Regions from separate parts of the Mus musculus genome. Here region 1 is linked to region 2. A link is a contact called in ENCODE Hi-C data. All regions are on one chromosome and are shown on one strand. The core of a region is the stretch at or near the end of the contact, and the rest is flanking DNA. Distances in the headings are between cores, read along the strand shown. Region 1 overlaps Gabra1 (gamma-aminobutyric acid (GABA) A receptor, subunit alpha 1). Region 2 holds the start of Gabrg2 (gamma-aminobutyric acid (GABA) A receptor, subunit gamma 2).

Evidence for each region. Hi-C counts contacts between places; a loop is a spot of excess contacts on that map.
Region 1: a loop to region 2 is called in a map of left cerebral cortex, with 2.6 times the contacts of the local background. The contact joins the enhancer-like site here to the promoter of Gabrg2 in region 2. A Hi-C loop is called at or near these places in 1 of 37 maps with a recorded cell type or tissue (left cerebral cortex).

The regions. Positions count from the first base shown.
Region 1 is chr11:42,174,743-42,179,859 of GRCm38, reverse strand. It overlaps Gabra1 (gamma-aminobutyric acid (GABA) A receptor, subunit alpha 1), which reads left to right. Exons shown (of 10, transcript NM_010250.5): 2 at 212-300; 3 at 3,849-3,958. The coding sequence starts at 227. Among named protein-coding and RNA genes, the nearest start is that of Gabra1, 5.6 kb to the left of the region's middle. Within about 2 kb of position 1,557, at least 1 of the 3 ENCODE cell types and tissues checked has a DNase peak (open chromatin) inside an H3K27ac peak, as active enhancers do; it is left cerebral cortex, where a contact is called at or near this core.
Region 2 is chr11:41,997,954-42,003,661 of GRCm38, reverse strand. It overlaps Gabrg2 (gamma-aminobutyric acid (GABA) A receptor, subunit gamma 2), which reads left to right and starts at 2,805. Exons shown (of 10, transcript NM_008073.4): 1 at 2,805-3,435. The coding sequence starts at 3,332.

The sequences.
Region 1 (5,117 bases), core at 308-2,807, 180 kb before region 2:
TTAAAATTCTGGTACATTTCTGAATGGAAAGGTGGTACGGAAGGTGGGGAGTGGATGGGCCAGGTTTCCATTGCTTCCAATGAGTGTCATATTCCAGTGAGGTCATTTCCTGACTTCAAAGCATTCATCGGAACTGCCTCAGTCAGCCCTAGTGGTTATAACCTGATGTTTCTTGCAAGACACACTGATCTCTACTTATTCCACTTTTCAGCTGTGCAAGCCCGTGATGAAGAAAAGTCGGGGTCTCTCTGACTATCTTTGGGCCTGGACCCTCATTCTGAGCACACTGTCGGGAAGAAGGTGGGGGCATTTTCTTTAAAATCTGCATGACAATTTCTGTAATTTTTTATTTATTCCATCAGGGGGAAGAAAATTGTCCATGGATGAATTCATGACTAAGGGAATTCAGAAAACTTTACTGCAATAAAATTTCAGCTAAGACTAAAGAAGAATAGAACATGAAAATAACTTTCTTGTTTGGATGCTCACGAGAATACACTTAACAAGCTTTACTTTTAAATTTAAACTAGGAAATGTATGAATTCAACTCTTAAGTCTGAAACAACTTTTTAGTTTTCATTTGTAACTGAGCAAAAAATATATAATTTCCTAATTTATGGGAAAAGTTACTAGATAGTTATAAGTTAAGTTTTCAATAGGAAATTTTCTAACTATTTGCAAAATCATAGAGTAACTCACAAAAGCATGGAAGTTAAAATAATATTTTAGAATAAAAATAAGTTAAAATAATATTTATAACGTGAATGCCACATGACTAGAAACACATGTATATTGTGTTTTAAACCATGGTTAATAAAATCAATAGAGATAGAATATACCAGATGATTGCTGTAAAATACTAGATAAAAATTAAATTTTGCTCATTTAGTATTAATATCAAGAAGAAATGTTGTGAATCAATTTCAGTAAGTTGAACTAATAAATGTATTTTCTAATGATCCAATAAAGAACATGAGATTGTAATAGCATTTATCTAAATGATCAAATATTTTATATTGTTCTCTACTTTAATAGTTTTTTGTCTAGTCTATTCTTGTGCCTTACTAAAAGGTGTTCAGCATATAATAAAATCCTAAACTCCTTGAAGTGTAATAGGAAGTGAATCTTTATGAGTAAAAATCAGAGCTATGGAATCATCTGGAAAGGCAGACATTTCTGAGGATTGGTTTAAAATGAGATGCTGGCTGTGTTACTTTTTAGTATTATCGCATAAACAAATATCGGAAGAAGAAGATGCATATTACAGTCTGATACTCTTAATTTCAGGAGTTAAGTGATCAGTGATTTTTGAAAAATTATATGGAGTGTTACTATTATAATGACCTGTAGATGGAGTTAGTGCACAGTGTTTTATTACAGAGTTGTTCATGTGGAATCAAAAGCAGGTTCAGTAACTGACATTTCTCTTCAAAAATGAGTATTCAGTCTAGGGCATTCTGTGTTGTTATTAGTATTTATTCACTCCCAAAGTCATCTTAGTTCCTCTCCTGAGTTCTGTGGCAGTTGTAATTTAAATAGGAAATTAGATGTAAGGTTGAAGATGAGCCTGATTACAAAATCACAGTAAAGAAAGATTCCCATTCCAAATGGAATAACAGGGCTGGTTTTGTTTGGGAAGGGGCTGATCTCTTTGGTATTTGCATTCCAATTCAAACAATTGCTGACAGCAAGATTCATAAGCTTAAACAATTTCTTGTGTTTTACATAAGCTGTGGAAACACACCACACGCACAGATAAAGGTAACAGATACCCGGGATTCTGAGGGCTGTGTTAGCAGTCTAATCACCTTCTGTTGTTTCTCTAACTTATCATCTTTTCTTTCCTAATTTCACTGCTTCCCCCCTAAGAGTTTTCTCTATGGAGAGTTTCCTGAATCCCTAGATGTGTTCACATCTCTTTGTCTTTATCAACACGACCTTCCAGTGTCCTTGAAAGATGATGGATGGTATTTGTTTTTGTGACATTGAATTTTTACAAGTATTTACTTTCTGAAAGCCGATCTTGCTTTTACCTTACTACTGTCATCTGCCAATGAGACACGCAGGAAGTCACAAACTCACTGAGAACTTGATTTAAGAAATAAAATAAAACAACAAGGTGTTTAATTTTGCCAAATGAGAATAAGCTCTTAATCTGTGTGACATGAATGGATTAATGTTTAATTTAATGAAATGAAAAATGGTCTTGTGGAAATAAATTCCATATATTTAGTGCCATAGAGAAATTTTACGTATAACTATCAAGTTAAAACTTTATCAGAAAAGCAGTCTTTGAAAGTATATACAACTCAGTTAATGTCCATACAGTTAGGATAGGCATTCAAACAGAAGCAGTGAAGAGTCACATTAAAGTTTATACTTTCAGTATTGAATATCTTTTATGCATTTATCCATGAAAGAATCAGTACTAGAAAAATAAATTAACTTTGCATCTTTAAAGTGGCCATTATTTACATTCAGTCCTTCCTTAGTCCCTTCTATTGACTGTGGTTAATTTGGTGTATGGTGTGTTATATATCTGCAAGTTTTAAATAAAATTTTATAAAATTAAGAAAAAAGGAAGTGGTCTGAATTTTGCTTATACAAAATTAATTATTTGCAAAACAGCATTTGTTTCTGAGGTGAAAATAGATTATATTTGGCATCCCTGTCAAAGAAGTGAATTCCGGTTTAAAACACCATTATTTTGCTCACATTTATTTATTAACCATATAACTATGTACAAGTGAAACAAAAAGAATACTAAAATTTAAATATAAAGTATATAGGTTTATTTCCCTTTCTTAATTTTACACCCTGTACCTACTTAAGCTTTTCATTCAAGGTCAGAGCTTTCACTGAGATTTGTCAGCAAGTGTAATTTTTTCTAAGATAGAAACTGCTTCTCTCTGAGGATTTGAAGGTGTCATGCTGGTCATTACATAAAACACGATTAATTCTGCATAGATAATAGACCGGTTGGTATAGAAACACAAGTTATAGGAAGTGCATCCCTATGTGGTTGAAAGCTAGAATAATAATACTGAAAGACTATAGCCCCAAACAGAAAGAACAGGAATGACCGTTCCTCTACAGAAGGTTGAAAATAAAGTCTTATTCCAGAAAGTGAAAAAAACTCATTTCTGACCTCTGCTTTGCCCTTAAGTAGTTGTGTCTTAAAACACGATGCCACCTTATATCTAGAGTGCATCTTACATCGTGTTGGCTTTTCCCAACACTTCTACTATGTCTAAACCCAGAAATGACCAAAGTTAAAGAAAATAAAGGTTTGAATGAATCTTCATTGCTTCATACATCTTAAGGGAAATCAATACACTCATAAAAATATAAATAACATAATAAATGATTTATGTATCTTCCTTTCCTAAATATCTTAAAAGAACATCCAAAAAATCAAAATAAAAAATGTATGGAAACGAAATGGAAGGAGTTTTGATATTTAAAAATTTGCATACTAAATAAAAAAGAACCTTTGAATTCATTGTGTAACTCACATATAGATATACATACGTAGAAGATAAATAATATAGATCAAGCCCTCCAAATTGTTTCTTACAGTATGAGTTAACAGTCTTCTTTGCTCAGAGAAGGTATGTCTCTTCTAGAACTTGCTGTGCTGAGAGCTGAAAACGTAGAGTTAGAACTCATTTTCTATATTAAAACTAAAAGCCTACCACCAATGAGGCCACACAGGAGACAAGGACGAGAGTCTTAATGACATTCAAACTCCCAATAGCAAGTTAAGTAAGAAACTCTGAGGAAGGCATTGAATCGAAAGAGGTTTTAGTGGAAATTTGATGCTATTATTTTCTATATCCTTCCCTCAGCTATGGACAGCCCTCCCAAGATGAACTTAAAGACAACACCACTGTCTTCACAAGAATTTTGGACCGACTGCTGGACGGTTATGACAATCGTCTGAGACCAGGTTTGGGAGGTGAGTTGTACTCTCACATTTTTCTTTGAGAAAGTTTAGTATTATTAAATATTTACCTATTTATCTCTAATTTCTCTTCAAGCAGTAAACAAAAATGTTAGCATATTGACTGATAATTCATCATATTTTAATAGTCCACTCAGTGCTAGTTCAATTTACTAAGATCATTTTGTGCACATAGCTATATATAGTGATGAACAGGCACAAAATTCTCACAATGACACAAAAGAGATATGTATTTTTGAAAACACAATTTTTCTGTCTGATAAATTGATTGTACAAAAATGAAGATAATATTCTCCCTTTCGGTATAAGATTTATTAACTTCACCTCTTATATCTGTACTGAATTCAAAAGGGTATCTATAATTCTATGCTGGAAATACTTATTTTAGAAGATTGTGTAGCCAATCATATCTTTGTGTTATATGACCCCATATCCTTGATCAAAAGTGAATAAAATAAATGGTAATATTTTATTTTTTAACCATGTAATTGAATGTAATTCTTTAGTTCTCTTTAGTAAATTTTAATGCTTCTTTAAAAAATAATTAGTTGATTAATTGACTAATGAATTTGTTCAGAGGAAATTAATGTTTGATTATATATATATATACACACATATATATATACATATATGTATGTATATATATGTAATAGATACACACATATGTATGTATATACACACATTAATCCTTGAAAAAATAACACACAACCTCATATATTTGAGTAAAGGCAATTGAAGCCATATCAAAATATTTGTCTTAAAGTAAAACAAATAAAGCAAGGAAAGGAGTTGAAATTCCAAGTCTCATGAGAAACCAACATACCACTCTATAACTCTAAGTTACAGCTGATTTGTCACCTTCTTCAAAGCAACAGAAGCCAATAGTAATATTTAATTAGCAGTATGAAAGCCTCCTTTAAAGTTAGAACACATAAAGAAAAATAAGCTGAAGAGCTCAAACACTGCTTTTCAAAAAAAGGTATGAATTTAGATTCATTCATTCATTATTGTTCAGAAATGGGACTGGAATGAAAGGCTTGGCACATGCTAGGCATATCTTACTCCTGAGTTACATTCACAGACCCCCATTAAAATTACATAGCTTGCATATTATTATCACATGTTAAGAGAAAAATGTCAAGAGTTTCAGATT
Region 2 (5,708 bases), core at 1,556-4,055:
ATTAATAATTCCCCAAAAGTTGCAAATGTCTTCCTACTGAGTTTTTGCCAGAACTAAAATTTAAGTCATATATTTGAATTTCTCATAAGTAATTGCTTATATATCAAACTTTTAATATTTTGAAATTTATTTACTTATTTAATTATTCTGTCTCTGTCTTTGCCTCTCTCTCTCTCTCTCTCTCTCTCTCTCTCTCTCTCTCTCTCTCTCTGTGTGTGTGTGTGTGTGAACGTGCACGTGTGTGTGTGTGCATGGTGTGTGTGTGTGTGTGTGTGTGTGTGTGTGTGTGTGTATGCATGTGCAAGTATGTACTTACTTACAGAACACTTGTAGTGGTCAGAAGATGACTTTTGGGCAAGGACAGCTCTCAAGAGTCAGTTCTTCTCTTTACCTTATAGAGTTAGTCTTTCTGTATGTTTCTGCCACTACATAGCTTGCTTCAATCTACCTATCCACACAAGCTTCTGTGCAATTCTTTTGTCTTTTGCATTTTATGTTAGGAATGCCTAGATAATGGAACCACTCGATTGAATCTGTCGCTTTTCCCTACAGATATAGCCTACTGGCCCACAATGTGCAATCTCATAATTTGCTTCTCTGAATATTGATCACAACCCACCAGTATTCTCACTGCTTCAAATTAAGATCAAATTTAAAATTTAACACAAATAACACTAACAACAGCAGAAGCAATAAATATAAATAGTATCATATAATGGCAGTTCCTTTTGTAGTTAAATGCAGGTGAGTGGTCATTTTCTTCATTTTTACATTCTAGTATATTTTTCAAATTTTAATATAATTTAATTCACATGTATGCATATAGACATGCATATAATTTATAATAAAATGAGCCTCATTTTATAAAGTAATGGATATAAACTTAATAAAATAGATAAGATGATTATGAAATAAGTTATTAAATAATATATTTTATGAGTATGAGATATGGCAATATCAGAAAACATCAAAATAGCTTAGTTCAAAGACTAGTCATCAGATAAGAAGATCCACTGAGGCACATTGAAGCCTACTAGTCAAAAATAGTACAATTAAAATTCTCTTAACATGTGAGAAGGCATTCTGTTAATTGAGGTTGATGATAATTTGTGGAGATTATTATGAACATTATCATTTGGTTGAAAGATTACTATTATGTGAAAATTTGTGACTGATAACAATCATTCTCTTGGGGTTCACTATGTGAGTGACTAATTGAATTTATCTGAGAAAGTACTTTGGAAATCCTGAAACGTCCCATAGGGGAAACGACAGATTCTTCCCACACAAGTACTTACATCATCTAGAAAAAATTAGCGAATTAGTGGGTTGCCTAACTGCTTGGTTGGCCACTTAGGATATTACATAAAACTCTCTTCACTCAATTTATTCTTGTAACTCTGATTGGAATTAAGTGACATGTGTATTCTGATAGCCACTCCAGTGGTTATGGGATCTAATATTTTTGTGATCTATAACTTGCCTCTTTCTTTCACATCACTTTTTTAAGCATCTATAAATATGCCTGTAAGCTTTATTCTTAATGCTATGGTGAAATTAGATATAGTCCTCAACAATGTGTAATTGTAGACTGTCTCTGACCTGAATAAACTGCATTTGTGAAGGGAAACCCTGGTCTACCTGATGTAGCTGAGTGAGAAACATTTCAATGAAAAGACATTTAAATTTGTTCTGCCAATGTTGAAATCACAGTGGGAAGAAATCCATTGACCTCATGTGAATGCTGTTTTTATTTTAATTGGATTTTGTCCCATGCAATGAAATAATTGAGCTTAAGGCTACTGTCATGCAGGTTTCCTTGATGTATCTAACAGAAGCAATCTCCTAGTCCTATGTCATAGGCAGAAGCCATCAACATTTTTTTCCCATTTTTCTCAGGTGTAATTTTGAAGGTAAGGATGGAACTGGGATCCTATTATCTTATGTTCAATTCCCACATTTTGGACTTCTTATTCAAATGCCATTCGTATAGCATGATCTTTTTTTCAGAGAAGGTTTGGTTTAGACATGGAGCACTGGCAGCTTTTATAAAAATGTTGAGACAATTACCTCCCCTGTGTCTTTTAATGAACATATTGCATATGAAATGCTGATTCTACAGGAAGTGGAAAGTGCTTTGCCATCTCCTGCCCCAGGATATGAGAGTATGGCCGATTAATTAGGGTAGAATAAGAAGAGAGTTCCTCTGTCCCTGTGGCTCATTTGATCAAGAAAGAAGAGTGTTAATACAGGGATTTCCAAGACGGATTCCAAAAACATGTAAAATTATTAAGAAAACGAAGGACAGAGCTTATAGAATTGACAGAAGTGTCTCCCATTGCCCAATCTCCCACTGCTTTACCCACTGGTACACACAGGCATAAGCAAACCAGGGCCCTATTTGGTGATCTTGGTTAAGCACCTATCTCCATGGAGCTGTGTTGGTTAGCATTCCAACAGATTGACTTTCTCCATGCCTTATTGTGTCAGTGTCTTTTGCTTCCCTTCAATTTACATGCACCAAACCCTTCTCTCAGAAGATGGTTTGCAAAGCACAGCTACTTTTTCTCACTGCTTGGTGCCCCTCCCCCACACGATGCAATGATTTAAGTTAATAACATTGTTCTCAAATAGGGCAAAACTAACCCTCTCTCTAGTAACTCTGTTCCTAGGAGTACTGAAGCATCTCTTTTTGTCCCGTGAATGGAAATCCTAGTCTGCTGCTACAGGAAAGGGTTAAAGAGTGCTGGCAAGAATTCACGCATGTGTTAATTCTTCCTGCAGACTCACATCTCTTCCACTTTGACCTCACAGTTAATCTGTGAGAGTTAATCAGGCAAAACCTCTACTGAGTGATTTTTTTTCCCACACAACAGAACCAGACAAAGAGAGCACAGCCCCATCTAAAAAGAAAGAAAAGAAAGAGAGAAAGAAAGAAAAAGAGCAAGTAGATAAACCTAAAAGGACCGACCCTTGGGAATTCCTGTTAGTGCACCGGGCATGAATGTGAGCGCCTTTCTGCTTCTCTCATTTGCCTTCCTGTGTACATCTCTGCGTGTACCATCCCCCTGCCTCAATTCTATTATCCTCTCAGACTTGGAAGCTGCTGCCTGAGCTGACGCTTTGATGGTATCTGCAAGCGTTTGTACTGATCTTTATTTCTGCCCCCTGAATATTAATTTTTAAGCTGGTAGCAATACATCTCTGAGTGACGGGACCTACTAGAGGCAGGTGGGGGGAGCCGGCATCAAATCATCAGCATAATAATAATACAAAGGGGAGGGATTCTTCTGCAACCCAGAGGCGAGAGGCGAGAGAAAAAAAAAAAGCGATGAGTTCGCCAAATACATGGAGCATTGGAAGCTCAGTCTACTCTCCTGTATTTTCACAGAAAATGACGCTGTGGATTCTGCTCCTGCTATCGCTCTACCCAGGGTAAGATGGGCCGTTTTCAGCGTCGTTTGGCTCTAGAGAGATGTGGGGGAGATAAAAGGTTGTGGAAGCAGGGAGACCACCCAGATTTGAGACACTCTTTTGGAATTTAAGCGTCACAATTTAGGGAAGAGTGACTATATAGGGTAGCAGAGAGACGGAAGAGAGAGGAAGGACATATTGGTTTATTTGTTAATGAACTAGGTTTTATTTGTTTGTGTTTTGTTTCAAAGAGCTTAAGCTCGTTTCATAGACTCCGTGTTCGGGGAATAGGTTTTGAATTTGCTGCAATCTGATATGAAGTGGGTTGTGCTTGCACACGCCGGCATTTGAGGCCATATTGAAGGCATTTGGGTGGGGGGTCTGGAAGAGAAAATTACAAATGGGGTCCTGGCGAACACAAGCGTGATCTGTGTGAGGGAGGATTGGGGGCGGGGACAGAGCTGTTTTTATTATACACTACAGTCTTCTTTGGTCCTGCACCTGAGCTTTCAGTCAGCCAGGTTTTCTATCCAGCCTCATTGACCCGGCAGCTGAATCCCAGTGAGGCAAACACGATTCAGCACCAAGGACAGCGGTCCAGCTAAGGGCCTTATGGAAAGAGGCTTGTCAAACCATGCAGCAACCCTAAATCTACAAAGGACATCCATGTAGTCAGGCCACTGGGCCAAAATACAGCAGAGAAGCCTGGGGACCCAGCACGGGTTAATGTTACTCCTACCTTCAGATGGGAGGGGGACTACTGCACATGAGGTACTGAATATAGTTCAATGAATGTATAGGAAATATATCTGGAGCAGAGTTGGCCTGGTTGCAGACTTATAAAAAAACGTGCTCATCCAAGTAAATTCAGTGTCCAAATTGTGAAGTATGCATGAGTGATTTACAGTCTTCCTGCACAAACAAAAGTGGGGCGAACTGGCTGAACTTCTGAGGATGGGTGATCCCAGAAATGTGTTTCCTCTAGATTATTAACTACTTCCCTGAAGTAAGCCTATGAGAGCAGAATCTCTCCATGCACAGATCACCACACTTCTATCCATGGAAGTAGCCCTCACCACATTACAGTTTCCAACGAGAACTAACAGCAGGCTGGACGTCCACATTTTCCATGGCATGCACTTCTGTATTAACATTTTGAGACAAACCACTATACAAACTACTCCAATGGTTGTGGCCTCCCCAACTTCTGATAAAGGAATCTATGGGAAATATCAAGACACTACACCAAAGTTTTCTTGGAAGGTGATGTAGTACTTATAACAACAACAACAACAACAATAATAAGCTTTGTTGCAGATATCTATACATTTTTCTGTCCTTCTTTCTCTAGTATTGGTGATAGAACACATTGATTTTGGACACAGAAGAGAGTCAAGCAAAGCAAAGAGTAATATCTCCACTTTCTCAATTCAGGCAGGCAGCCTGTGCTTAGCTCTTACCCCTTCGCCACTTTTCTTGTTTGTTTGTTTGTTTGTTTGTTTGGTCCCCCTCCCCTTGGCAATAGACACTGAGTACAGTAGATAGTTTCATTAAGAACTACAGGTTGAAGAAGTTGTACCAGAAGAGGAGAGAAACACTGGGAATAATATCAAAAGTCATAAACCATAGTAAAACCATTAAAATATTTTCTATTCAAAATCTCCACATATTTTCCTATCATATTTATGAAAGTTAGTAAACTTTGTTTTGGGAATCAGAGCATCAATAAATTGAGTCTATCTTCCCTGTATTTCTTCAACCCATGAAACCTGTGGAATAAAATCTAGACCAGGCAGGAGAGAATGTATCTGTTTTTCTTATTCCCATTCATCTTAGTAAACACTTTGTAACTGACTGCCTGAGTATATTCTTATGTATTTCACCTCCAAACATTCTATTTTAACCCAAAAATATTACATTATTATTGCACGTGATGCAAATGTATTTAAGATAGTTTTTCTCTAACAACTCCACTTTTTGAATAAATTTTCATCTAAAAACTGAAACTTGATGTTACTTGATTTTATTATCTTGCAATCGTAAGAGCAGCTTAGATGGGCTTTAACAGAATTTTAAATGATGGATTTATGCGTTACAAGAATTCCAGACAGATAGTTTTTGTATCCTCACAGTAAGGTTAGAAGAAGTAACTACTGTAGTTTGGTTCAGTGTATGTGATCAGAGTTCAATTTGCTGCAGTTCCATAAATGATTTGAATGGCTGAGCATGCCATTAATCTCTAAAGTTGGTTCAGAGGTTCATGAGAGTGGTTACAATGATATTGAAAAAAAACG